Regions from separate parts of the Homo sapiens genome. Here region 1 is linked to region 2. The links are chromatin loops, found by intact Hi-C in ENCODE. Cell type or tissue: Calu3. All regions are shown on one strand. Each heading gives the region's core, and the rest is flanking DNA. Links, peaks and the distances in the headings are about the cores only. Region 1 overlaps USP40 (ubiquitin specific peptidase 40). Region 2 holds the start of UGT1A10 (UDP glucuronosyltransferase family 1 member A10).

Region 1 (12,752 bases), core at 4,812-9,811, 150 kb before region 2:
GCGTCCCCCTTCACACCCTCCAGCAGCCTCTAACCACGCTCGAACCCCCACTTCTGCCATGGTCACGAGGTCACGCTCACCTGCCCTGCCACCTCCACCTGGGACCTCTCTTCCCCAGACGCCCCCAGTGGCAGAGGGCATGCAGTCCCTGGCACACGGGCAGCCAAGATACTGAGGGGCAGAAGAAGGGGATTAGGGTGAGCGGGGCCAGATCAGGCTCCTACAGTCATTTGGGCAGGGAAAGATGAAATCCACCAGGGCAGAAGCAGTCAGAATAGGACAAAAGGCAGATTTAGGAGAGACCCAGAGTCCGTGAGTCGGGGAGTGGGGGAGGATGAGGACGCCTGGGGGCCTCTGGTGAGGCCTGCATGGAGCTGATGCCACGGGCAGGTCCTGGGACTTGTGGTGGTGGTGAGCTGAGCAGTGCGAACTGAGCCTCACGCCCCAGTTCCGGGTGTGTGGCCTGGAGGCCTGAAGACAGCCGGCTGGGCACAGAGCCTGTGGCTTGGCCTGACTGCAAGCAGCACCTGCTTCCTCCAGTGGCAGTAAGTGCAGAGCCAGACAACGGCAGGCGGCGCCAGAGCTGGGAGGAGGGAGAGAGGCAAGGAGTCCTGAGCAGAGGTAGAAGATGGCCTGTGGCAGCGGAGTCCTGGCGGCCAGGGGTCAGGCAGTGTCCTGGAGGAAGTGGGGTAGCAGCCCTGAAGCCACAGCAGCGTCCCCTGGAGTGGCCAGGCTCTCGGGAACCTTGGAGAGAGCGGGAGAAGGACAGGGAGCCCGCAGCAGGGCTGAGGTGGCAGCAAGACGGGGTGGTTCTGGAGACCTGAGGGTGTGGGAACCTGAAGGGAAAGCCAAGAGCCAGGCAGAGGGTGAGGCTGCGGGTGAGGAGGAAGGAGGGGGACCGGGGGGCCATGGATCTGCGGGCTCCTCATCGTGCCTCTGCAGTTCACGTGGACTTCACCTGTTCCACAGAAAGCTCCAGGAGGAGGCACTCAAGGAGAGGAAAGAACGCAGGGGGCGGAGAAGGACCCGCCACACTGGTGTGCTTTGTGTGCACTCTGAATCAACAAGAGTTTCCGGTCCCTCTCAGTTTCCAAGCAGGAATAAGAGAGAGTCAGAGAGGGCTCTGTCAGCTGCACATCTGTGCAGACCCCAGCAATTACCTTTTCCTTCTCCCCAGGGCCCGTTGTTTCTGCTTTTCTTTTCCAGTGTCATCTCTGATTGTACTGAAATCATCATCGTCGTCAATCAGGAGATTCTACATTTCAAAAGAAGTAATGAGCAGTGTTTTCTGACATCTTTTTAGCCTACATTTAAAAGAGGCATGTCTAAAAAACTACCTATATTGACAAAAGAACAGATTCAAATTTACATAAACTAGGTGAATAACTGATTAAAAAAAATCCTCTTGCTCGATGAAAACAAACTCGGGGGTGGCAAGAAGAGCTCCACAAGGGAAATTAATTTCCAGCCATCTGACCTTTCCCTTCAGCTCCAGAAGCTTCCACTGCGAGTGGCCAAACAGGGGGACTTTAAAGGGCTACCAGGCAACATGAAGACAGAGATCATCCACATCAGCACACGGATCTCTCATCGCCGCGCCAGAAGCACAGCTGTTTACTTTATAGACACCGTCAGTCTGTTCTCGCCTCTGTATTTCTATAGCCAGCCCCAGCTTCTGAGAGGCATGAACTTGGCTTTACTTCCTTGGCATCTCCTGCAAGCCTTAACTGCAGGGTTTCACAAACACAGGCTGCTCCCTGCATTCCCGTGACTGGGCAAGCCTCCTCCCTTTCCCAGGACTCGCAGGTTGTTTTCCACACGCATGTTATTTCCGTAAATGCTGTCCACAGGGAGGACGCCTCAGGGGCGCACCCAGGAAGGGAAGTGCGTGTCAGGAAAGACACAGCGCAGGGTCTGCGGGGTTCGTGCTGGGGGTTGCCCAGGTCGCTGGCTGCATTCTCAGGTGTGGAGGTGGGGAGCTGGCTCTGGCTAGACATCACAGTTAAACTCTTCAATGACTGAGAGATTAACCAGGCTCTGCAGGAGGGTCTGGCTACTTCTCAGTGCCCCGCCTCTGCTAGGAACATGTCGTGTCAAGTATTATAATCTCTATTCTAATACACTCATATGATAAGCCAATATTATAATTTCTGTTCCAGTAAATTGCACATGACACAAGTTTTAAAAATTGTGGGGAGGCTGAGGCTGGGGAATGGGAGACTGAGGCAGAAGAGTCACTTGAACTCGGGAGGTGGAGGTTCCAGTGAGTCAAGATTGCGCCACTGTACTCCAGCCTGGGTGACAGAGTGAGACTCTGTCTCAAAAAAAAAAAAAAATCTGTCAATTTCTTTCCACTTCATTCTATTACCTGTAATGCTTCAGTGAGCATATCCATGTGTCTCCACACACCTATGGGCGAGTTATTCTAGGGAATACAGCTAGGAGTGGGACTCCTTGGTTGTATCGACGGGCATCTGTGTACTAAACTAACACCAAACTGCTCTCCAGAGTAGCTGTACCAACTTGTGTTCCCACTGGAGTTTTTTTTTTTTGTTTTTTTTTTTTTGACACACGGTCTGACTCTGCCACCCTGGCTGGAGTGCAGTGGCATGATCTCAGCTCACTACAACCTCCACCTCCTGGGGTCAAGTGATCCTCCTGCCTTAGCCACCCAAGAAGCTGGGTTTTGCCATGTTGCCCTGGCTGGTCTCAAACTCCCGAGTGCAAGTGATCTGCCTGCCTTGGCCTCCCAGAGCGTTGGGATTACAGGCGTGAGCCACTGCGCCTGGCCATGTGTGTGGGAGTTCCCACGGTCTCACTAGCAAGGGCAGCTTCCTGCTGGATTCTGCAGCTCCCTGCAATTGGCAAGCTGATTCTCTTTTCATGTGTTTCCTGGCCATTCTCTTCTCCTCTGTGAACTGCCAGTGATAACCTTGGCCCACTTCTCTATTGGGTTATTTTTTGATAACAGATTTGCAGAAGATCTGCTGTCTATGCTGGAGAATAACCCTCTGCTGTGTTACTGCGTATGTCGCTCCCCTGTTTGTGACTTCCCTTTTCACTGTTTTTTATGATTTCCTTTGACGAACAAAAGTTCTCACTTCTAATGTAATGAAATTTACTGATTCTTTCATGGTTTGCACTTTCTGTTTAAGAAATCCTTCTTGCCAGGCATGGTGGCTCACGCCTGTAATCCCAGCTCTTTGGGAGGCTGAGGCAGGTGAACTGCCTGAACTCTCCTGTTCAAGACCAGCCTGGGCAACACGGCATAACCCCGTCTCTACCAAAAATACAAAAAATTAGCCGGGCATAATGGCACGTGCCTGTGGTCCCAGCTACTTGGGAGGCTAACGTGGGAGGATCGCTTGAGCCCGTGAGGCAGAGGTTACAGTGAGTGGAAATCATGCTGCTGCACTCCAACCTGGGTGACGGAGTGAGACCCCATCTCAAAAAATAAAAAAAAGAAATCCTTAACTTGAAGTCAAAGATTTTCTTATGTCTTCTAAAGATTGAAAATGAGTGGTTTTCACATTTAAGTCTTCAACTGGATTGCCTGTTGACTATGGTGTGAGCAGAGGTAAGTACAGGTTTTATGGGGCCTGACGCTGACTCAAGTCAAGCATACCTAATCCAGAAATCCGAAACTCAATGGAGCATTTCAGATTTCAAATTTTTGGATTAGGGAGGCTCGACCGTTAAGTATAATGCAAATATTCCAAAACCCGAAAAAACCTGAAATCTGAGACAGTTCTGGTCCCAAGCATCTTGAATCATAGATACTCAACTTGTATAAAATTAATTTTAGGGTTATGAAAATTAATGAATATGATTTTCCTACATAGATAACTAATTTTCCAGCACCATTCATTGAATAACCCATTTTTTAATGTTGCCTCAAGTATCTGTCACATTTCCTCACGTGTGTGATTCTGTTTCTGGGCTTTCCACCCTGTCCATGAGCCTGTTTGTCTACCCGTGCCTCCATGCTGCACTGTCGCCACAGCTGTGATCAGTCAACACTTGGTGAGGCAAGGACCCTGTCCTTTTTCTTCTCGCAGTGAGCCAAGATCGTACCACTGCACTCCAGCCTGGGCAACAGAGCGAGATACTGTCTCAACAACAACAACAAAAGAAAATCTTAGCTCTTTGGCCCTTTGCTCTAGTGTACGAATTTATGCTATTAATTTTATTTAATCTAATCTATATGGATTTTCATTGGAATTTCACTGAATTTACAGACTTGGGAAGAACTGATACCTTTACTATTGTGAGGTTTGCCTTCCAAGAACATGACGTGGCTCTAACAGAAGCTTTCTTTAACACTGCTAAGTATGTTTTTGTATATTCTCCAGAAGGTTTTATACTGATCTTGGACCCTTTCGAACTCCTCTATCAGATCTAATCATTTATCTGTGTAGTCTTTTGAATCTCCTTTTTTTTTTTTTCTTTTTTTTTGGAGACAGGATCTCTGTTGCCTGGGCTGCAGTGCAGTGGCACGATCTTGGCTCACTGCAACATCCACCTCCCTAGCTCATCCCTAGCGATCCTCCTACCTCAGCCTCCTGAGTAGCTGGGACTACAGGTGTGTGCTACCACACCCGGCTAATTTTTGTATTTTTTTGTAGAGACCAGGTTTCACTATGTTGTCCAGGCTGGTCTCGAACTCCTGGGCTCAAGTGATCCACCCATCTCAGCCTCCCAAAGTGTTGGCATTACAGGCATGAGCCACCGTGCCCAGCCTTGAATCTCCTTTGTAAGAACGGTTTTATATTTTCCTTTTCAAATTTCTTTTACTGCTCTTTCAATTTTTATTTACTTTTCTTTTGGCAGTGAGGGAGGGAATTCATTGCCCGTGTTGTTTAGTACAGTGTTAAACAGAAGGGGCGGTTAGGGGAATCCTTACTTTGGGTCCCACTTTAATGAAAATGGAAGCTTTTGAAGCTGGCACAGTGTTGCTGCTAGAGGTTTTGGGTATATGTGCATCAGGTTAAGGCGTTTCCTTCTATTCCTAGTTTGCTCTAAGTTCTTTTTTAAAGTCATGAACACTGGGTTTTTAATAATAAGTTTTATTTTATGCTTTTTCTGCATCTCTTGAGTCTGGCAGGATTATTTCTTACATAATCTATTCTTCACGCTGCCCTCCTCACATTCCTTGGATAACCTACTGTGACGTCATGTCACACAGTAGTGTTTTTAAAAACATACTTGCTGGGCTGAACTTGCTAGTATTTTACTTAGAATTTTCCATGTATGGTCAGAAGTGAAACTGGTCTGTATTTTATTTTAGTGTCCTTGGCAGTTTGGATACTGAGGTTTCAGTGGCCTTGTAAAGTCAGTTGTCCAGTTTTCCCTCTTTTTTATCCATTCTCTGAAACAATTTGTATAAAATGGGATAATCTGTGTCTTGAAGATTCAATAAAACGTCTCTATAAAATCATGTGACCCTCGTGTCTTCTCAAAGTGGTAAATTTGCTGTTAAACAACTTACCTTAACACCAATAGTATCTCCGTCTTTCAAGTAATACGGTGCCCCTTGCAAATAATCTTGTTTTTTTTTCTTTTTCCTCTTGGTTATTTGTTGGTTCTATGGGAAAATCAAACATCTTAAATAAGCAAAACTCAACCTCAAGTTCTCACTAACTTCTCTATCACTGTGAAAAATTGCATAACCTCATTGCTATGCCGGTAAGCCCCAATTTCTCTGAGACAGCCCCACAACTTTACCCAGCTAGATATCGGAAGCCACTCGAACTTTTCGGGAAAGTATTTGGCAATTTCAATCTTCTCCACGGGAAGACGATAGAAATCGGCAACTCTCTGCCTCAGGGAGCCGGCAGTCCCACCCTGGGCCGCGTTCCACACCAGGTCCAGGGCAGGGGCATAGGTCCTCTCACCAGGGATGCGCACCTGTGTCCTCAGCAGCACGTCCTGGGGGCTGTACCAGAAAACCGTCAAGCGCCAGATCCAAACAAACAAACAAAACCACGTGGTAACTTGAGGCATAATGGGCAAAGCTTCTCCTCCAGCTTTTCTGGTTTTTATAAGGAGAGATTTTTCCCTAAATGCTGGATGCTAGTGGCAAACTCTTATTCCGCATTTCAATTTCCTTTAATCTTGGAATGAAGAGCGGAAGTGAAGATCCCATTCTCGGTACACAGCAGAGCCCCCCCAGACGTGGTAGGGAACTTCCTCAGTGCGGGAGAAAAGGAAAGAGGTGGCGGCCTGAGCAGGTACGATGTGGCAGAGAGGGACAGGGTGAGAGAGGCCTGGCTTGATAGCCCGGCAGCTGGCAGGAGGAGAGCGGGCTCGAGGTAGGCAGTTATGCCCTTGACTCTGGGGGCTGTAAATGTGAGCTGCCATGAGGTAGCCAGGGAGAAGAACCTGAGGGTTGGAATTGGGAAGAGAGACACAGGGCGGGTGAGACACAAGGCTGCAGCTGTGGGAGATGGGAAACCTTAGCAGGAGGAGCAGAAAGAACAACACTCAGCAAGGCAGGAGGAACAGGGACGTGCAGAGGTCAGCACAGGCCATGGAGGAAAAGCTATAGATAAGAACTGGAAGGCAGCAAGGGGAAATGAAGACTGGTTCTTAGGATGCTGAGACAATGAATGATTTTTAGATGTACTTCTATTAAGTGTTTTTACCATCAAAAGAGGTCACGCAATGAGAAATGAAATGACTGGAAGAAAGAGAGTTCACGGGAAGATGTGGGCCCATGGAATCAGGGGAGTGCAGAGTGCAAGAGCAGAGGCTGCACAGCCCCATGTCCCCATGGGGGAGGGGGCTGCTGGCCAGGGAGTGAGGCCAAGGCCTGGAGCCCAGCACAGTGCGGCCAGAGGACAGAAAGGGCATCGGCACAGATGCTGAAGTTGCCAAGGAGGGGACAGAGGCTGCTGGAGAGAAACAGGAGGGACTAGAGGCCTCCTTGAGAGCAGGAGTGCCCTGGAAGTTGGTCAAGGACAGAAAAGCCCATGGAAGGGGCCTGAGGAGGCACACAGCTGCTCTTCAAAAGGGCAAAAGGCACTGTGCCTATCAAAACCTGACACAGCTTACAACCATTGTGACAAAGGGTCAAAATCATAAAGAGCTCACACAAATTCCAAGAGAGCTTTTCCTTTAGACTTCATTACAGAAGCAGTCAAAATACACGAAATAACTCAATCATGCACTCACAAAATACAGTTTGCAAAAATGCCTGAACTTATTAGTCATCAAAGCACTGGAGAATATGAGAACAAGATAATCATCTTTCATTTATCAATTTAGGAAATACCTAGACGATGAAATAGTCAATGCTGGTTTGTGGGTGAGGTAAAATAAATACTCATATTCTGGAACAACTTGCCTGAAGAAATATTTAACTATTTTAAGAGGTTTAAAATGTCCACACCATTTGATCCTGGAATTCCCCTCCAGGAAACTATTTCTGGTTGTACAACTTGTATTAAGAATGTGTTTTTATAAAAACACTAAAATTAAATACATGTTAGACATGGTTGAAAGATAACTTTCTCATATAACAAGCAGACCACAAGAAGGATACTCATATCATAATAGGTAGAGCAAATCTTAATAGTTCATGATATTTACAAAAGGACTTGTAAAATATTTTCCTACAGCGAAAAAAGAACAAGATGGTTTGATTGTAGACAATTTTGGGTGTATCTTTATTTAATAAATAATTATTGACTATGACATGGGCACAATTACTATTCTAGGTATTAAGGATATAGCAATGAATAAACCAAGTACTTATATTCTAGTAGTGGGAGACAGATACTAACAAATAAATCAGTAAGTACAGATATGTCAGGTGATACTAGGATGAAGAAAGTAGAATAAGGGGGCAGAGCGACGGGAGCAATGATGAATCCGTTGGATGGCAGACTGTCCGAACACACTGACAACAGCTGCGGGTGGGCCTCTTGCTGACACTTCAGGGCCATCATGGGGTCAATATGCACCTGGTGATTACTGAAAAATTAATTCTCCCTTACTGTTTTTATGGGAGAATAAGTCCCAAGTTTTAGATGCCCAGACATACAAACATATTTCTAGCACACACTCTGTTTCAAGTTGCTAGGCTACTTAGAAGCAGTGAAAAAAATGCTACACTATGAAGTTGTTAAAGCTTCAAAAGGCAAACGAGGTTAAGATACGTGTGTGTCACTTCAGATGCACAGGAGAATTTCTTACCCCAAGTTTTCGCCTTTCTGAAGGGGCTCTAAGCAGATCTCAATTCTCCGTCCTAGTTTATATTCCCTGATAATAAGTGAAACAAGATAATATTGAGTGACATAACATTTAATTTTCTTGAATTTTTTTTCCCCCAATTTTAAGCTTTTTTCTTAAGCAAAGAATTGTTTTCTGAGTACTTATAAGAACACCCAAACTTTTGGAAAAGGGGAAAAAATGAGAATCCTTGCTGCGGTGATTATTTAGATACTTGAGTCATTTCTTACTAAACATGTAGGTCTGGCTCTGGGAAGATGGCCAAACTGCCAAAGAAATTTCCCTCTGTTCAGCCGGGGTTAAGATTCTCATGCCAGTCACTTTGGGGTGGTAATCAGAACCGATTAAAAGCAGCCTTGGCCAGGCACAGTGGCTCACGCCAGTAACCCAGCACTTTGGGAGGCCAAGGTGGAAGGATTGCTTGAGGCTAGGAGTTCGCGACCAGACTGGGCAACATAGGGAGACCTCGTCAAAACAAAAAATTAGCCTGGTGTCGTGGCACATGCCTGAGGTCCCAGCTACACAGGAGGCTGAGGTGGGAGGATCACTTGAGCCCAGGAGGTTGAGGCTGTAGTTGAGCCATGATCACGCCACTGCACTCCAGCCTGGGCGACAGAGCCAGACCCTGTCTATTAAGAAAAGAAAGAAAAGGAAAGAAAGGAAAGAAAGAAAAGAAAGAAACGAGAAAGAAAGAAACAAAAAGCCTCAAGGCTGCTTTTTGCAAAGGAAATGACCCAAACCTGCTCTTTAAGTTCAAAGTTTCAGGAGGAGGATCAGCTGAATCCAACATTTCTGAGTGAGAAACAGCCACTCCTACTTTCCATCTCACTCCAAATGCTTTTAAGTTATATAATGTCACAGTCACTGGAGCACAGAAAAAATATACAACACTACATTTATACTTAACATGGAAAACTGAAGGCCTGCTGGAGTTTATGATGAAAAGTGTCACCCAAGTCACAAGCGTGGCATGACCAGGAATGGGCTTTGTTGTCACTCAGCTCAGAAGACTGATTCCTCCTCCATCCCTCACACCAGCCAGTGCGTCAGCAGCAGAGAGGGACAGTGTTGCGTCCAGCAAGGAACCTACCTGAGTGGCTGCCGGTCAGTTCGTAAAAGCCTGCCTGGGCGCTTCCTCTCCACCGTCCAGGCTCTGAGGTGGGCTGGGGACGGGACACCGAACTCCAGGAAAGGAGGCAAGGTCATGGCCTAGAAAAAGAAACAGACATTTCTCCAACGGTTTTAAAAAGCACTCTTCAAAACATACTGTTTTAGAAAAAAAAAATGAAGCACTACACAGTGGCATCTCAAGGAAAGAGTATCTCAAGTAATGATAACATCATTTTAAAAGTCACAGGAATCTCTCTCTCTCTTAAATAACACTAACCCTGAGCGGTCTTCATATTCCTCTGCACTGAAATCACCTTGAGAAAGAAGTGAGTTCCCTCTCTCTAAATCTGAGTCAAAAGCTTCTTTTTAATCATCATGTTTAAAAAATGAAACTTTGGAATTAACTTCCATGGGAGTAGAATTCACCAGGGCAGAGCCCGCTCTAACAGTACAACAAGGGACACAACAGCAGCCTTCTTCCGTGCCCGCGCAATCCTCCACCAGTGTCTGCTCTGCCGATGAATCAGCTTTTGATTCTGAAGTATTTCAAAATCTTTGGCTGCAATCAGTAGGCCCAAACTGCTTGTTCTAATTCTGAAGGGATCACTTTAAGCCCCTACTGATATACTTAGGTTGGAGCCTCTAAAATTACCAATATTCATCCATTTTTTGACCTAAAAACAGCAATTTTATATCTTTCAACTTAATATGAGAAAAAAAAAGTATTTTCCCATTTGTTCTCATGAGAATAAGGCTGTCTGCTTTTTCTTTTCTCCTTTTTTTTTTTTTTTTTTTTTGAGACGGAGTCTCACTCTGTCACCCAGCCTGAAGTGCAGTGGCGCAATCTCAGCTCATTGCAACCTCCCTGTCCTGGGTTCAAGTGATTCTCCTGCCTCAGCCTCCGAGTAGCTGGGATTACAGGTGCCTGCCACCGTGCCAGGTGAATTTTTTTTTTTTTTGTACTTTTAGCAGAGACAGGGTTTTACCATGTTGGCCAGGTTGGTCCCAAACTCCTGACCTCAAGTGATCCGCCTGCCTCAGACTCCTAAAGTGCTGGGATTATAGGCATGAGCCACCACACCCAGCCAACATATGCTTTTTCTTGAGGAAGGGTATTTCATATACTGAGGGCGCACAAAAGCCAAACATCAACAACCACTAGTCATATATAGGCCCCACATTTTCTCCTCTAAGAGAAGAAAGGAATGCTCATTTCAGTCCAACAGTAGGCGGATGCTGCTTCAACACTGCATTGTGCTTAATCCAGCCCTTCCATTTGGATAAAACCCTCCTTCTCTGTGAACGTTAATGCATAAGAAACAACACAATACCTAGAATATCTAGTTTAGCATCCTAACATAAAAGCTGGAGTTCTAACCTCCTGGAAAACTGGTAACACAGCTTTTCATAACAACATTTAACATATGGGTCACAATGGTACACAAACAATGTAAATAAAGGGATAAAGTGAATGCTTTACAAATGTTCCAAGAAACCATGTTTCCCTAAAAAAATAAAAATGAACAAAAGCCGCAAGTCACTGAGGATAGATTGAAACAAAAGCACAGCATGCCTGTCAGAGGAGGGACCAGTGAGGCCACGAGGAGCCGTCTGCACCATGGGCGTGTATTGCCTGCGGGTACTTACCACTGAACATGGCATATGACAAATGCCATATCAGAACAGACTGTAATTGAGGGAAAAGGAGATAGAAGAATATATTAATATCTCACTGGAAGAAGCCACATTACCACTAAGTTATGGTGCAGGAAGAAGTCTGACCTGAGACTTCAGCTCCGCCAGCGTGGCATCTTCTGAGATCTCTATGTCTCCCAAGTAGAGGAGAGAAACTTGCGCAGGCTCGTTCCCAGAAGCACCTTCCAAAGGACAGAGCGGGATGTTTACAAGGAACTTGAAACTTATTTTGTGTTTCTGAAATACATTGCCATGTTTTGATATTGTAAATAGGTTATTAAAATTCCACTCAAGAGCCTCTGCATCCAAGTCTTATGAGGAGGCCCTGTCTGGCAGGTAAGCAGGCAGGGACATGTTGTCGGCAGACTCCCAAGAGGTCTGTGACACTTATGCCCCTACCTTGAATGTACTTTTCCACATTCTCTCCTTCCTCAAAGAGGACTTTTTGGGTAGGATATGCTGGCTGCATTCTGTATGTTAGCTTCCTGTTTCCTCATCATAACACTCATCCCAACCTGTTCCTCGTGTGTGTGTGTGTGTGTGTGTGTGTGTGTGTCTGTCTGTCTGTGTGCAGGCGTTTAATCTGCCTCCTCAAAACAACAGAATTTTCAAGAGGAGGCAGGCCATCTATCTTGTCTCCCCAGTTCCTGGTACAATGGGTGCCACATAGTAAATGCCCAATAAATGTTTATTTATAAGGAAATCTTGACAATAAGAAGGCCTTTCCAAGTTTGTTTAAAAAAAGGGAAAAACACAATGCTTTCTCATCAAAAACAATATAAAAGCTGGCAACTAAATTTAGACTGTCTTCACTTATTTTTGCCTTAACTGTCTTTACTGCTGAGCATGCCACTAATGCATAGCAAGAAATTACAGAGAGATTAGAAGTCAACTAAGTGCATGAGAAGTTCCTCTTGTGTCTTAAGGAAATTACAGGCTGACACTACCGGAAAGATAATTTTAGGAAATTCTAAAGAATGAAATATATAATCACCTGCTACATAATGATTTGGTCAAAGACCACACATGTGATGTGATCCTATAAGATTATAATACTGTATTTTCACTGTACCTTTTTCTGTTTAGATACACAAACACCTGCCACTGTGTTATGATTCGCCTTCAGTATTCAATACAGTAAGCTGCTGTACAGGTCTGTAGCCTATGAGCAAGAGGCTACACCACATAGCCTAGGTGTGTAGGAGGCTCTACCATCTAGGTTTGTGTAAATCACTCTACCGTGTTCACATAATGATGAAATCATCTGACGATGCATTTCTCAAAACATATTCATGTTGTTAAGTGACACATGAGTGCATTTCCCATGTGTTGTGTACAGATGTATTACCAAAAAAAGAACCTTTTATTTACTTTTCACGTAGAAACATACTGATTAAACATGCTTTTACAATCTATATCCAATTCTATATGTAACTAGAATTCTATCACCAAGGCATTTTTAGCATTAGTTAACATGAACTACTGTAACCCAACTAAAAAGTAACTTTATGCCAATTTTATAGCTCATTCAACATTACTCTCTCTATATAATCCTAACTTCAAAGAATAAGGAGATAAGAATTTGACTCATTTATATTAATTTTATTACTGAGGCTGAAAAGATTAAAAAGAAATATAAGTAATATACTTCAAGGCACTAGAAAAACTAAATAAGTAAAGCCTGATAAAAAGAAAAACATAGCTAAAGAGTTGGG
Region 2 (12,752 bases), core at 4,015-9,014:
GGAGTTTTTGGACTGAGATGATGGGGTTTTCTAAATATACAATCATGTCATCTGCAAACAGAGACAATTTGACTTTCTCTCTTCCTATTTGAATACCCTGTATTTCTTTCTCTTGCTTGATTGCCCTGGCCAGAACTTCCAATACTATGTTGAATAGGAGTGGTGAGAGAGGGCATCCTTATCTTGTGCCAGTTTTCAAAGGGAATGCTTCCAGCTTTTGCCCATTCAGTATGATATTGGCTGTCGGTTTGTCATAAATAACTTTTATTATTTTGAGATACGTTCCATCAATAACTAGTTCATCAAGAATTTTTGGCATGAAGTGCTGTTGAATTTTATTGATGTAATCATGTGGTTTTTGTCATTGGTTCTGTTTATGTGATGGATTATGTTTATTGATTTGTGTATGTTGGACCAGCCTTGCATCCCAGGGATGAAGCCGACTTGATCATGGTGGATAAGCTTTTTGATGTACTACTGGACTCAGTTTGCCAGTACTTTATTGAGGATATTTGCCATCGATGTTCATCAGAGATATTGGCCTGAAATTTTTTTGGTTGTTGTGTCTCTGCCACATCCTGGTATCAGGATGATGCTGGCCTCATAAAATGAGTTATGGAGGAGTCCCTCTTTTTCTATTGTTTGGAATAGTTTCAGAAGGAATGATACCAGGCCCTCTTTGTACCTCTGGTAGAGTTCGGCTGTGAACTCATCTGGTCCTGGGTGTTTTTGGTGGGTAGGCTATTAATTACTGCCTCAATTTCAAAACCTGTTATTGGTCTATTCAGGAATTCTGCTTCTTCCTGGTTTAGTCTTGGGAGGATATACGTGTCCAGGAATTTATCCATTTCTCCTAGAATGTCTAGTTTATTTGTGTAGAGGTGTTGATAGTATTCTCTGATGGTAGTTTGTATTTCTGTGGGCTCAGTGGTTATCTCCCCTTTATCATTTTTTATTGTGTCTATTGATTCTTCTCTCTTTTCTTCTTTATTAGTCTGGCTAGTGGTCTATCTATTTTGTTAATCTTTTCAAAAAACCAGCTCCTGGATTCATTGATTTTTTGAAGGGTTTTTTGTGTCTCTATCTCCTTCAGTTCTGCTCTGATCTTAGTTTTTTCTTGTCTTCTGCTAGCTTTTGAATTTGTTTGCTCTTGCTTCTCTAGTTCTTTTAATTGTGATGTTATGGTTTTGATTTTAGATCTTTCCTGCTTTCTCCTGTGGGCATTTAGTGCTATAAATTTCCCTCTGAACATAGATTTAGCTGTGTCCCAGAGATTCTGGTAGGTTGTGTCTTTGTTCTCATTGGTTTCAAAGAACTTATTTATTTCTGCCTTAATTTCATTATTTACCCAGTAGTAATGCATGAGCAGGTTGTTCAGTTTCCATGTAGTTGTGCAGTTTTGAGTGAGTTTCTTAATCCCGAGTTCTAATTTGATTGCACTGTGATCTAAGAGACTGTTTGTTATGATTTCTGTTCTTTTGCATTTTCTGAGGAGTGTTTTGCTTCCAATTATGTGGTCAATTTTAGAATAAGTGCAATGTGGTGCTGAGAAGAATATATATTCTGTTGATTTGGGTTGGAGAGTTCTATACATGTGTATTAGGTTTGCTTGGTCCAGAACTGAGTTCAAGTCCTGAATTTCCTTGTGAATTTTCTGTCTCGTTGATCTGTCTAATATTGACAATGGAGTGTTAAAGTCTCCCACTATTATTGTATGGGAGCCTAAGTCTCTTTGTAGGTCTCTAAGAACTTGCTTTATGGGTGCTCCTGTATTGGGCGCATATATATTTAGGATGGTTAGCTCTTCTTGTTACATTGATCCCTTTACCATTATATAATGCCCTTCTTTGTCTTTTTTGATCTCTGTTGATTTAAAGTCTGTTTTTATCAGAGACTAGATTGCAACCCCTGATTTTTTTTGCTTTCCATATGCTTGGTAAATATTCCTCTATCCCTTTATTTTGAGCCTATATGTCTTTACACGTGAAATGGGTCTTCTGAATGCAGCACACTGATGGGTCTTGACTGTTTATCCAATTTGCCAGTCTGTGTCTTTTAATTGGGGCATTTAGCCCATTTACATTTAAGATTAATATTGTTATGTGTGAACTTGATCCTGTCATTATGATGCTAGCTGTTTATTTTGCCTACTAGTTGATGCAGTTTCTTTATAGTGTCAATTGTCCTGACAATTGGGTATGTTTGTGCAGTGGCTGGTACCGGTTTTTTCTTTCCATATTTAGTGCTTCCTTCAGGAGCTCTTGTAAGGCAGGCCTGGTGGTGACAAAATCTCTCAGCATTTGCTTGTCTGTAAAGGATTTTATTTCTCTTTCACTTATGAAGCTTAGTTTGGCTGGATATGAAATTCTGGATTGAAAATTCTTTCCTTTAGGAATGTTGAGTTTTGGTCCCCACTGTCTTCTGGTTTGTTGGGTCTCTAAAGAGAGGTCTGCTGTTAGTCTGATGAACTTCTTTTCGTGTGTAACAGGACCTTTCTCTCTGGCTGCCCTTAACATTTTTCCTTCATTTCAACGTTGGTGAATCTGATGATTATGTGTCTTGGAGTTGCTTTTCTCGAGGAGTATCTTTATGGTGTTCTCTGTGTTTCCTGAATTTGAATGTTGGCCTGTCTTGCTAGGCTGGGGAAGTTCTCCTGAATAATATCCTGAAGAGGGTTTTTGGCATTTTTTAAAAAATTATACTTTAAGAGATCTGGGATACATGTACTGTCGTATACTTTTAAACAATCAAATCTCATGAGAAATCACTCACAATTGGGAGGGCAGTGCCAAGCCATTCATGAGGGATCCATGCCCATGACCCAAACACCTCCCACCATGCTTCATCTCCAACACTGGGGATTATATTTGACCATGATATATGGAGGGGACAAACATACAAACTACGTCAAAGGCAAAGCATGGCTACTGTGAAAGAAGGGTAAAAACACAGAGATGGCATCACCTCTGACTTCCAGGAGTCCTCAGCAGACTGAGGGAGACAAGTACATATTTTCCTGAAAGAGGTCACTGGAGTGATGGTGTGTTTAGAATATAGAAGTAGAGCAGTCACAGAGAGGCAGCCCAGCAGAGTGTTCGCACAAGGACTGGGCCAGCAACTCCCCACTGCATGCAACGTATCTGAGGAAAGTCATTAAAATAGGTGATGGTCACTTTCCATCAAGTCCCTGGTATGGTCCATGGAGGCAGGGTTGTCAATCTCATTTTGGCATTTCAGAGGCCTCTCAGGGTTTGGATATGGAAGAAGACAACCAGCAATGATTATGCATTGCAGAGATGCAGGTGAGCCCCAGTTTCTTGCCAGTTGGGAGGTCAGTGCTAAGAGCCTTGCTGTCTTTCCCTGGAACATGAGATGCCAATTTCTTTCTGGACAGAGAGTATTTGGTTGGCTAAAGTCAAAATCTAAATTTTGCTTTGGGATAAATTCCAAAAATATTAGCATTATTCAAATTTACTTTCACTTTATCTTTCCGAATCTTCAAGGTCCAAAAGCATTGCTGAATAATTCTGTTTCTAAACTCACTTGCAGCGTGCTCTCCCTCCAAGGCGAAGACCATAATCTACTCTTGTCTGGAAATCATACAAGTAGGTATCTCAGCAAATGATACTCGTGTGTTATCGTTCTTATGAGTAAATCATTGGCAGTGAGTGTGATTTTTTTTTTTTTATGAAAGGATAAATACACGCCCTCTATTGGGGTCAGGTTTTGTGCCTGTACTTCTTCCGCCTACTGTATCATAGCAGCTTAGAATCCCAGCTGCTGGCTCGGGCTGCAGTTCTCTCATGGCTCGCGCAGGGTGGACCAGCCCCGTTCCTTTATGTGTGTGTCTACTGCTGACCTGTGGCTTTGCCGAGGCAGGGAAGCTGCTGGTAGTGCCCATGGATGGGAGTCACTGGTTCACCATGCAGTCGGTGGTGGAGAAACTTATCCTCAGGGGGCATGAGGTGGTTGTAGTCATGCCAGAGGTGAGTTGGCAACTGGAAAGATCACTGAATTGCACAGTGAAGACTTACTCAACCTCGTACACTCTGGAAGATCAGAACCGGGAATTCATGGTTTTCGCCCATGCTCAATGGAAAGCACAGGCACAAAGTATATTTTCTCTATTAATGAGTTCATCCAGTGGTTTTCTTGACTTATTTTTTTCGCATTGCAGGAGTTTGTTTAATGACCGAAAATTAGTAGAATACTTAAAGGAGAGTTCTTTTGATGCAGTGTTTCTGGATCCTTTTGATACCTGTGGCTTAATTGTTGCTAAATATTTCTCCCTCCCCTCTGTGGTCTTCACCAGGGGAATATTTTGCCACCATCTTGAAGAAGGTGCACAGTGCCCTGCTCCTCTTTCCTATGTCCCCAATGATCTCTTAGGGTTCTCAGATGCCATGACTTTCAAGGAGAGAGTATGGAACCACATCGTGCACTTGGAGGACCATTTATTTTGCCAGTATCTTTTTAGAAATGCCCTAGAAATAGCCTCTGAAATTCTCCAAACCCCTGTCACGGCATATGATCTCTACAGTCACACATCAATTTGGTTGTTGCGAACGGACTTTGTTTTGGACTATCCCAAACCCGTGATGCCCAACATGATCTTCATTGGTGGTATCAACTGTCATCAGGGAAAGCCATTGCCTATGGTAAGTCACCTCTCCTTTAGCACATTAAGAATAATCTGGCTTTGGAAATTAAAAAAGGATTCCTTACTGAACTGTGATTTGACATTTTCGTTTGTTGCATTTCAAATTTCTTTCCAGTTTAACAAATTATTTTGTGCGAATTCATGTACTCATCAATTATCAAATTTTATAAAACTGCCCTTCTTGAAAGTATATGTAATAATTTAAAAATTATAGATCATATTCAGGCTACATTTTAAAATACGATGTTTAGAAAAGTACCAAAAACCACAGCAAGAAATGAAACTTCCGTTTTTTGTTAATTCTATGTGACCCCGTAGTTGAAATGCTCTTAAGTTTTGTGTACATTCTTTTCATTGAAAAAAAGTATTTTAGGCATATGCAATATCTCATGTAAGTTCCCATACCTATTTAGTAAAAATAAAATCTAGTATTGGGCTGAACATATTCTTCTTTATCTTGCATTTTTCACTTGCCAATAAATTATGGGTACCTTTATAGAGCAATACAGACAGATTTGACAAGTTCTTTTAATAATTGCATAAAATTCTTTACTTTGGATACAATGTAGTTTTTTAACCAATTAATATTGATATATATATAGCCATTTTCCACTCTTTCCTTTTGTGAATAAGGCTGTGTAAACACTCTTCAATACTTTCCTTGCGTGAATATATTTCTATATTCTTGCTTTTATCTTAGTAGACTAGAGTCCTACACGTAGGGTTACAGGGTTTTCCTGAATTGAGAAGACTGGCATCTTTTTGCTATTAAGTCTTCCTGTTCAGGAACATATATGTCTCACTATTTATTCAGATCTTGTTTTATATACATAAATAAAAATTTTCACTATATAAGCATTTTATGTTTGTTTTTAACATTTATTCCTTGGCATTTTATTACTTTAGAAACTATTTTGTACAGGGCAATGTTTCCATTTCTACATTTAACTGATTACTGGTAATTAAAATTTTGGTTTTTGCATATGTATCTTGTATCCAGCCACATCACTAACTTTTCTTATTATTTTGTAGTATGCATTAGATGTACAATATACAATACCATCTGCAAGTAATTCCCTTGTCTGATATTTGTACTGCTTCTTTTGCTTTGCTGGAGCATATACTTCCAAAATATTATTGAGTAATATTGTTAGAGTAGCCAGTTTAAATAGGGATTCGGTTGCTTGTGACTGAAAAATCCTTGAAAAATACCAGAATAAGATTCTTGGCAAACGCATAGTTGCTAAATCCAGATGAAACACCTGGTGTCTCATCTCATTATATTATTTTATTAGGGGTGGAGTACACATTTTTATGTATTGTTCTGGTTTCTTACAAGATTCAGTAGACTTTGTAACACAGTTATATCTGTCATTGGCAGATGGTTGGTGAAAGAGTGACCGTTCAGCCATCTCATAGGAAAGTGAAATAATGCTCTTTCTAAAAAGCAGGAAGACTACAGTTGTAGGCCTTTCAAAATTAGGCATGACTTTCAGCTCATGGCAAGACCAGGCGAGGAGATGCAAGTTGCAGGACTCTAAGAGGTTGGACTTATCAAAGCACTTTTCTCCTCGTTATCCTCCATTAATTACAGTACCAAGCACCACCCATGTGTTGCCTACACCCCACAGCCTTCGGCCGAGTTGAGGATCTGCCACTTCCTGAACCCACGCTGAGTTTATTGTGGCTCACAGGGTCACCTAGAGGCCTTTAAAGATATAAAAACCTATATATGATTTTATATCACCTGTGATAGAGGGATATCTATAAAAAATGAAACATTAAACTATATATGGTTTCATTTATTTTGATTGTAAATATCTTTTATGAGATATGAAATAAATGTGTTTCTATATCTATTAAAGAATATACACATGTATGAAAGTTTTTATAGTTTGCAGAGGGTTATGTATATTAATGTATATTTTTATGATTATACCTGTAAAGGCAGCAGAATTCTCACAGAGGAATTCGATCTCAAAGAGGGCTTTCTGTCAAAGAGCCTTGGATATGGCCCAACCACAAAAGTAAAAGTAAATTGTCATCAAAAGAACGATGAACACTGCATATTGCTCTTTCCTTGTTTCAGATGCCAGGATGTGTCTGGGAAAAGCATGCAGTTGGTTACATCTTGCTGGGAAACAGGATTCAGAGTCTGAGTCTCATCTGTCTGATGAGAAGGAAGCATTACTTGATGATAGAGTATGTGTTTGCACATGTATGTGTTTGTGTATGTGCAGGTGTGTTTGCGTGCAGTGTCCCAGACCCTGCACAGGGGATTTCTTGAAGATCTCCTGTAACAAAATCTCCTTGAGTCTATCCAGGAGAATTACAGCCAGGGATGTAATTAAATACTTTAACAATGATGGCAGATGGCCCCATCTCCAATTTCAACATGGGATTTGGAGGGGACAAACTTTTAAACTATATCAATTGGTATGGTCATTCTTTTACATTTCAGTATTCTAATGTGTGTGTGTTGATTAGTGATGTGTAAATAATTCAGCAGAACATTGAAATAGTTTTAATGAGAAAAAGAGGAAGTCACTCTTAGTCTCTTTGAATTTTTGGTGAGTTCCAACAGAATTGATGACTGGTTTTAGGGGAAAAGAATTCAGGCTTCATCTATACCATCCATGGTAGGTGCAGCTCTGCAGACCTGGGGATAGGATGTGGTTACAGAGCAAGAAAAGATCTGTGCTTTCCCCATTGCTCTAAGATTCTGGCTATAGTCCAAGATCCAAATTCAAAGTTAACTTTTGGTTGACAAGACTAAGGCCTCCCACTAAAATTGTTTACTTCAAGTATTTATTTTCAAAGTTTTCAAACATACAAAATGAAAAGACTATAGTGTAATGTGCACCTGTATATCAATCCTTAGGCTAAATAATTTTCAGTGTTTTGCTGTATTAATTCATCTATCCCCTTATTCTGACCTTTTAAAGAAACTTTTTGGCTGTCATTTTTTTAGTGGAAATTCTTGGCTTGTCATTCCATCATTGAATATTTTATTAAATATAAAAAATAAGTAAAATTTGTTACACGGCCACAATATCGTTATCACACCTAACACAATAATAATACTTTAATATTATCTCATTTCTAGCCCATAATTAATTTACCTCCAATTGCCTCATACAACATCTTTTTATGTTGATCTATGGAACAGAGAATTCAGAAATAAACCCATACATCCTTGGTCAATTGAGTAAGTTCCAAATTTTATGAGGGTGTCAAGACCATTCAAATGGGAGAGAACAGTCTCTTTTTTAGGCTGCAAATGCTGTTCTTCCATAGTCCAACAGTGACCCTCCCCAATTTAGGGGCCAACCCAGGGATCTAGGTCCATGTAACCTCCTGATAGGCCAACAATCTTAGGTAGGGCCAACTCTATACCCTTGGTCAGTAGGAAGCAGTTGGAAGATGAGACCTTCACTCACATGCCAAAGATTTGTCATTGTTGCTATGTCAGGGGGGAAATGTGGAGCCCTAATTAGGGAAAAAGAGCTAGGCTGGCAGGACCAGGGGAAAGCAAAAAAGAAAAAGCAGATGAACTATAAGTCTCCCTTTCTTCATGGTCTAGGACACATAGCCCTCCTGCAAAAATAACATAATCTTCCTGCACCCAGCGATCACCAGACCCTCAGCTGATAGAAAAATGCAAGTTATCTCACTGCAACCTTGGCATTATCAATACTGCATCTAGCTCTCTGCAGCACAAGCACCATCCTATAAAATCCTCAGCAAGCCTTTGTCTCCTTGCAGCCAGCTCTTCTCTTGCTGACTATCTTGCAACATATTTTCCTACTTTCTCTAATAAATCTGCCTTTCTTTACCTACAAGTATCTTGGTAAATTCTTTTTACCTCCCATGCCACACCAGTCTCAGAGAGTTGCCACCCATGACAGTTACCATAAGGCTTGCAAATACTATCTTATAAACCTTATTTTAACCTGATAACAACTTAACACTATTTGCATAAACAAACACACAGCAAGAAGAAAACTAATAGAAACTAGTCTTAACTTTGCTCCCTACTTTTTAACTCTTTGTGATTTTCATTTATATCTTGTTGTACTGCCTATATCTTAAAAAGTTGTTTAGTTATTATTTTTGATTTGTTCATTGTTTAGTCTTTATATGTAGGATAACAGTAGTTTGCACACACAGTTACAATGTTATAATATTCTGTGTATTTCTGTGTACTTACTATTACCAGTGAGTTTTGTACCTTCAGATGATTTCTTCTTGCTCATGAGCTTCCTTTTCTTTCTGATTGAAGTACTCCCTGTAGCATTTCTTGTAGGATCGGTCTGGAATTGATAAAATTCCTCAACTTTTGTCTTGGAAAGTCTTTATTTCTCCTTCCTGTTTGAAGGATATTTTCACCAGATATACTATTCTGGGGTAAAAGGTTTTTTTTTCTTCAGCACTTTAAATATGTCATGCCACTCTCTCCTGGCCTGTAAGGGTTCCACTGAAAAGGCTGCTGCCAGATGTATTGGAACTCCATTGTTTGTTATTTATCTCTTCTCTTGCTGCTTTTAGAATCTTTTCTTTATCCTTGACCTTTGGGAGTTTGATTATTAAATGCCTTGAGGTAGTTTTCTTTGGGTTAAATGTGCTTGGTGTTCTCTAGCCTTCTCATACTTGAATATAGGTATCTTTCTCTAGGTTTGGAAAGTTTTCTGTTATTATCCCTTTGAATAAACTTTCTACTCCTATCTCTTTCTCTACCTCCACTTTATGGGCAATAACTATTAGATTTGCCCCTTTGAGGCTATTTTCTAGATCCTATAAGCATGCTTCATTGTTGTTTATTCTTTTTTCTTTTGTCTCCTCTGACCATGTATTTTCAAATGGCCTGTCTTCAAGCTCAGTAATTATTTCTTGTGTTTGGTCCATTCTGCTATTAAAGGACTTTGATGCATTCTTCATTATGCCGATTGCATTTTTCAGCTCCAGAATTTCTGCTTGATTCTTTCTAATGATTTCAATCTCTTTGTTAAATTTATATGCTGGAATTCTGAATTCCTCCTCTGTGTTATTTGGAATTTCTTTGAGTTTCCTCAACACAGCTATTTTGAATTCTCTGTCTGAAAGGTCGCTTATATCTGTTTCTCCAGCGTTAGTCCCTGGCACCTTATTTAATTCATTTGATGAGGTCATGGTTTTCCTGAATGGCGTTGATGCTAGCAGACATTCTTCAGTGTCTGGGCATTGAAGAGTTAGGTGTTTATTGTAGTCTTCATTGTCTGGGCTTATTTGTAGCCGTCCTTCTTGGAAAGGCTTTCCAGATATTTGAAAGGACTTAGGTGTTGTAATCTAAGCTGTTTCTGCTTTAGGGGGCACCCCAAGCCTAGTAACGCTGTGGTTCTTGCAGACTTGTAGATGTATTGCCTTGATGGTCTTGGACAAGATCCAAGATACTTCTCTGGATTCCAGCACATACTCTTGCTTTCTTCCCTTACTTCCTCCCAAAAATACAGAGTCTCTCTCTCTCTCTCACTCTCTCTCTCTCTCTCTGTCTCTCTCTCTGTTCTGAGCCACCTCAAGCTGGGGGTGGAGTGACACAAGCATCCTTGTGGCCATCACCACTATGACTGTGCTGGATCAGACCTGAAACCAGCACAGCTCTGGGTCTCACCCAAGGCCTGCTGTAACCACCTCCTGGCTACTGCCTATGTTTGCTCAACGCCCTTGGGCTTTACAATCAGCAGGTGATACAGCCAGCCAGACCTGCATCCCTCCCTTCAGAATGGCAAGGTCCCCCAGGCCCTGGGTGGGTCCAGAAGTGCCATCTAGGAGTCAGGGACTAGAGTCAAAAACCTTAGCATTCCACCTGGTATTTTATTGTATTGCAGCTGAGCTGGCACTCAAACCACAAGATGCAGTCCTTCCCATTCTTCCCTCTTATTTGCAAAGACAGAGGAGCCTCACCTTGTAGCCACTGCCACCCCTGGCCATGGACAGTACTGCCAGACTTCTGCTGGTGTTCCCTTAAGGCCCAAGGTCTTAAGTCAACTTGTGGTGAATGCTGCCTGGCCTGAGACTTGCCCTTCAAGGCAGTGGGCTCCCCTCTATCCCAGGGGAGCTCCAGAAATGCTGTCCGAGTCAAGTCCTGGAATCAGGGACCCCAAAAGCCCTCTTGATGCTCTATCCCCCTGCAGCAGTGTTGGTACCTAAGTTATAAGGCAAAGTCCCCTTTACCTTTCCTTGTGCTTTCCTCAAGCAGAATGAGTTTTGCTCCATAGCCATCACAGCTGGGAATGTGCTGAATCTCACCTAGAGCCAGTAAGTCTCAGAGGCTCACCAAGGCCCTTGACGTAGTACGAGGTTTCACTGCTGGTATTCAGGTTCCAAGGTCTCTTCAGTTAGCAGGCGATGAACGCTGGCAGGACTGGGCCCTTTCTTTTAAGGCAGCAGGTTCCCTTCTAGCCCAGGGTGTGTTCAGAAATGTCATCTGGAAGCTAGGGCCTGGCACAGGGGCCTCATGATTCTGACCAGTGCCCTATCCTGCTGTGGCTGAGCTGGTCTCCTAAATGCAAGACAAAGTCCTCCCCACTTTTCCCTCTCCTCTCCTCAAGTAGAAGGAAAGGGTCTCTTTTGGAGCCGCAAGCTGTGCATCCTGGGATTAGGGGAGGAGTGATGTCGGTACTCCCTTGGCTGCTTCAGCTAGTGTTTCAGTATGTCATACTCCCCTTTACCCAGTTCACTGTCTCTGGGCCTAGTACAGCCCTAGAACTCACCTAAGAGTTGCAATCTTTATGGACTAGACTGCCTTTCAAGTTTACTTGAGGCCAAGACCATTTTGGCCCTCGGTGGTGAGGTCTGTGGGCATTCAAGTTCAGACCTCTGAGATCAGCAATTTCCCTCAGCCTAGGGCTGGTTTAAATGCTCCCTCAATGCTGGGCACGGTGGCTCATGCCTGTAATCCCAGCACTTAGGGAGGCTGAGGTGGGTGGATCACTTGAGGCCAGGAGTTTGAGACCAGCCTGGCCAACATGGCGAAACCCAATCTGTACTGAAAATACAAAAATTAGCCAGGTGTGGTGGTGCATGCCGGTAATCCCAGCTACTCAGGAAGCAGAGATTCGCTTGAACCTCGGAGGCAGAGGCTGCAGTGAGCCAAGATCATACCACTGCACTCCAGCCTAGATGACAGAGTGAGACTCCATCTCAAAAAATAAGAATAAATAAATAAATAAATAAATAAACGCTCTCTCAGTGGGTGGGTGTCAGCTGAGTTTGGTCTGGGTTTCCTTTCTGCTCTAACAGAATAGCACTGATTTCAGTGCCTCCCAATTGTCTCCCACCAGGGCTCAGGGATTCTCTTTATGCCACACCGCCACTGTGGGTTCAGGGGGTTGGGTGACATAGGAGATGCAGAACTTTTTTTTTTCTATTTCTTCAGTGTCTCTGAGTTATATAAAATGAAAACCAGGTACTATGAGTGCTCACCTGAGTTTTGGTTCTTATGAAGGTGGTTTTTCCTGTGTAGATAGTTGCTAACTTGGTGTCTTCTCTGTCCAGATTCTTTTCCAGTATTGACAATCCTTTACATAGAAAACTGTGTGTAATGAGTTCTAAAGGTTCTTATGACCCCTGATTGAGAAGCTGAATTAGAGATATTGGGTTTGGGAGCAGGTAGACCACTTTGACACCTTTAGGGTTCTGGGTGGCTAGGGACATTGTCCAATATCAAAAGAACTTTAAAAAACAATCCCTTACTGGCAATGCATTTTCTGCCTTCAGGGACAAAGCATCGATGAAAGCAATCCAGAAAAATTGTTCTTGTTGACTAGGCTTCTTGAGAGACTTATTCACTATCAAGAGAACAGCATGGGAAAGACCTGCCCCCATGATTCAATTTTCCCACCAGGATCCTCCCACAACAGTGGGAATTGTGGGAGTTACAATTCAAGATGAGATTTAGGTGGGGACACAGCCAAACCATATGATTCCACCCTGGTCCCTCCCAAATCTCATGTCCTCACATTTCAAAACCAATCATGCCCTCCCAACAGTCCCGCAAAGTCTCAGCATTAACTCAAAAGTCCACAGTTCAACGTCTCATCTGAGACAAGGCAAG

What was found. A loop is a pair of places that touch in the nucleus more often than their neighbours do. Peaks named below come from ENCODE experiments on the same cell type or tissue, not always from the same donor. Only the 100,000 strongest peaks of a DNase experiment are listed, where the experiment ranks them.
Region 1: it touches region 2 in a loop (6-fold over the local background); 3 of 110 quality-filtered maps call a loop at or near these places.

Annotation. Positions count from the first base shown.
Region 1 is chr2:233,480,043-233,492,794 of GRCh38, forward strand. It overlaps USP40 (ubiquitin specific peptidase 40), which reads right to left. Exons shown (of 32, transcript NM_001365479.2): 26 at 11,125-11,219; 27 at 9,323-9,441; 28 at 8,197-8,262; 29 at 5,725-5,935; 30 at 5,489-5,584; 31 at 1,161-1,255. Among named protein-coding and RNA genes, the nearest start is that of USP40, 80 kb to the right of the region's middle. In Calu3, for the core only: no CTCF peak of the experiment used is centred there; a DNase peak (open chromatin) is centred at 6,854.
Region 2 is chr2:233,632,720-233,645,471 of GRCh38, forward strand. All of the region lies in intron 1 of UGT1A8 (UDP glucuronosyltransferase family 1 member A8), which reads left to right. It overlaps UGT1A10 (UDP glucuronosyltransferase family 1 member A10), which reads left to right and starts at 3,729. Exons shown (of 5, transcript NM_019075.4): 1 at 3,729-4,658. The coding sequence starts at 3,804. It also overlaps UGT1A. In Calu3, for the core only: a CTCF peak has its summit at 6,264; a DNase peak (open chromatin) is centred at 6,302.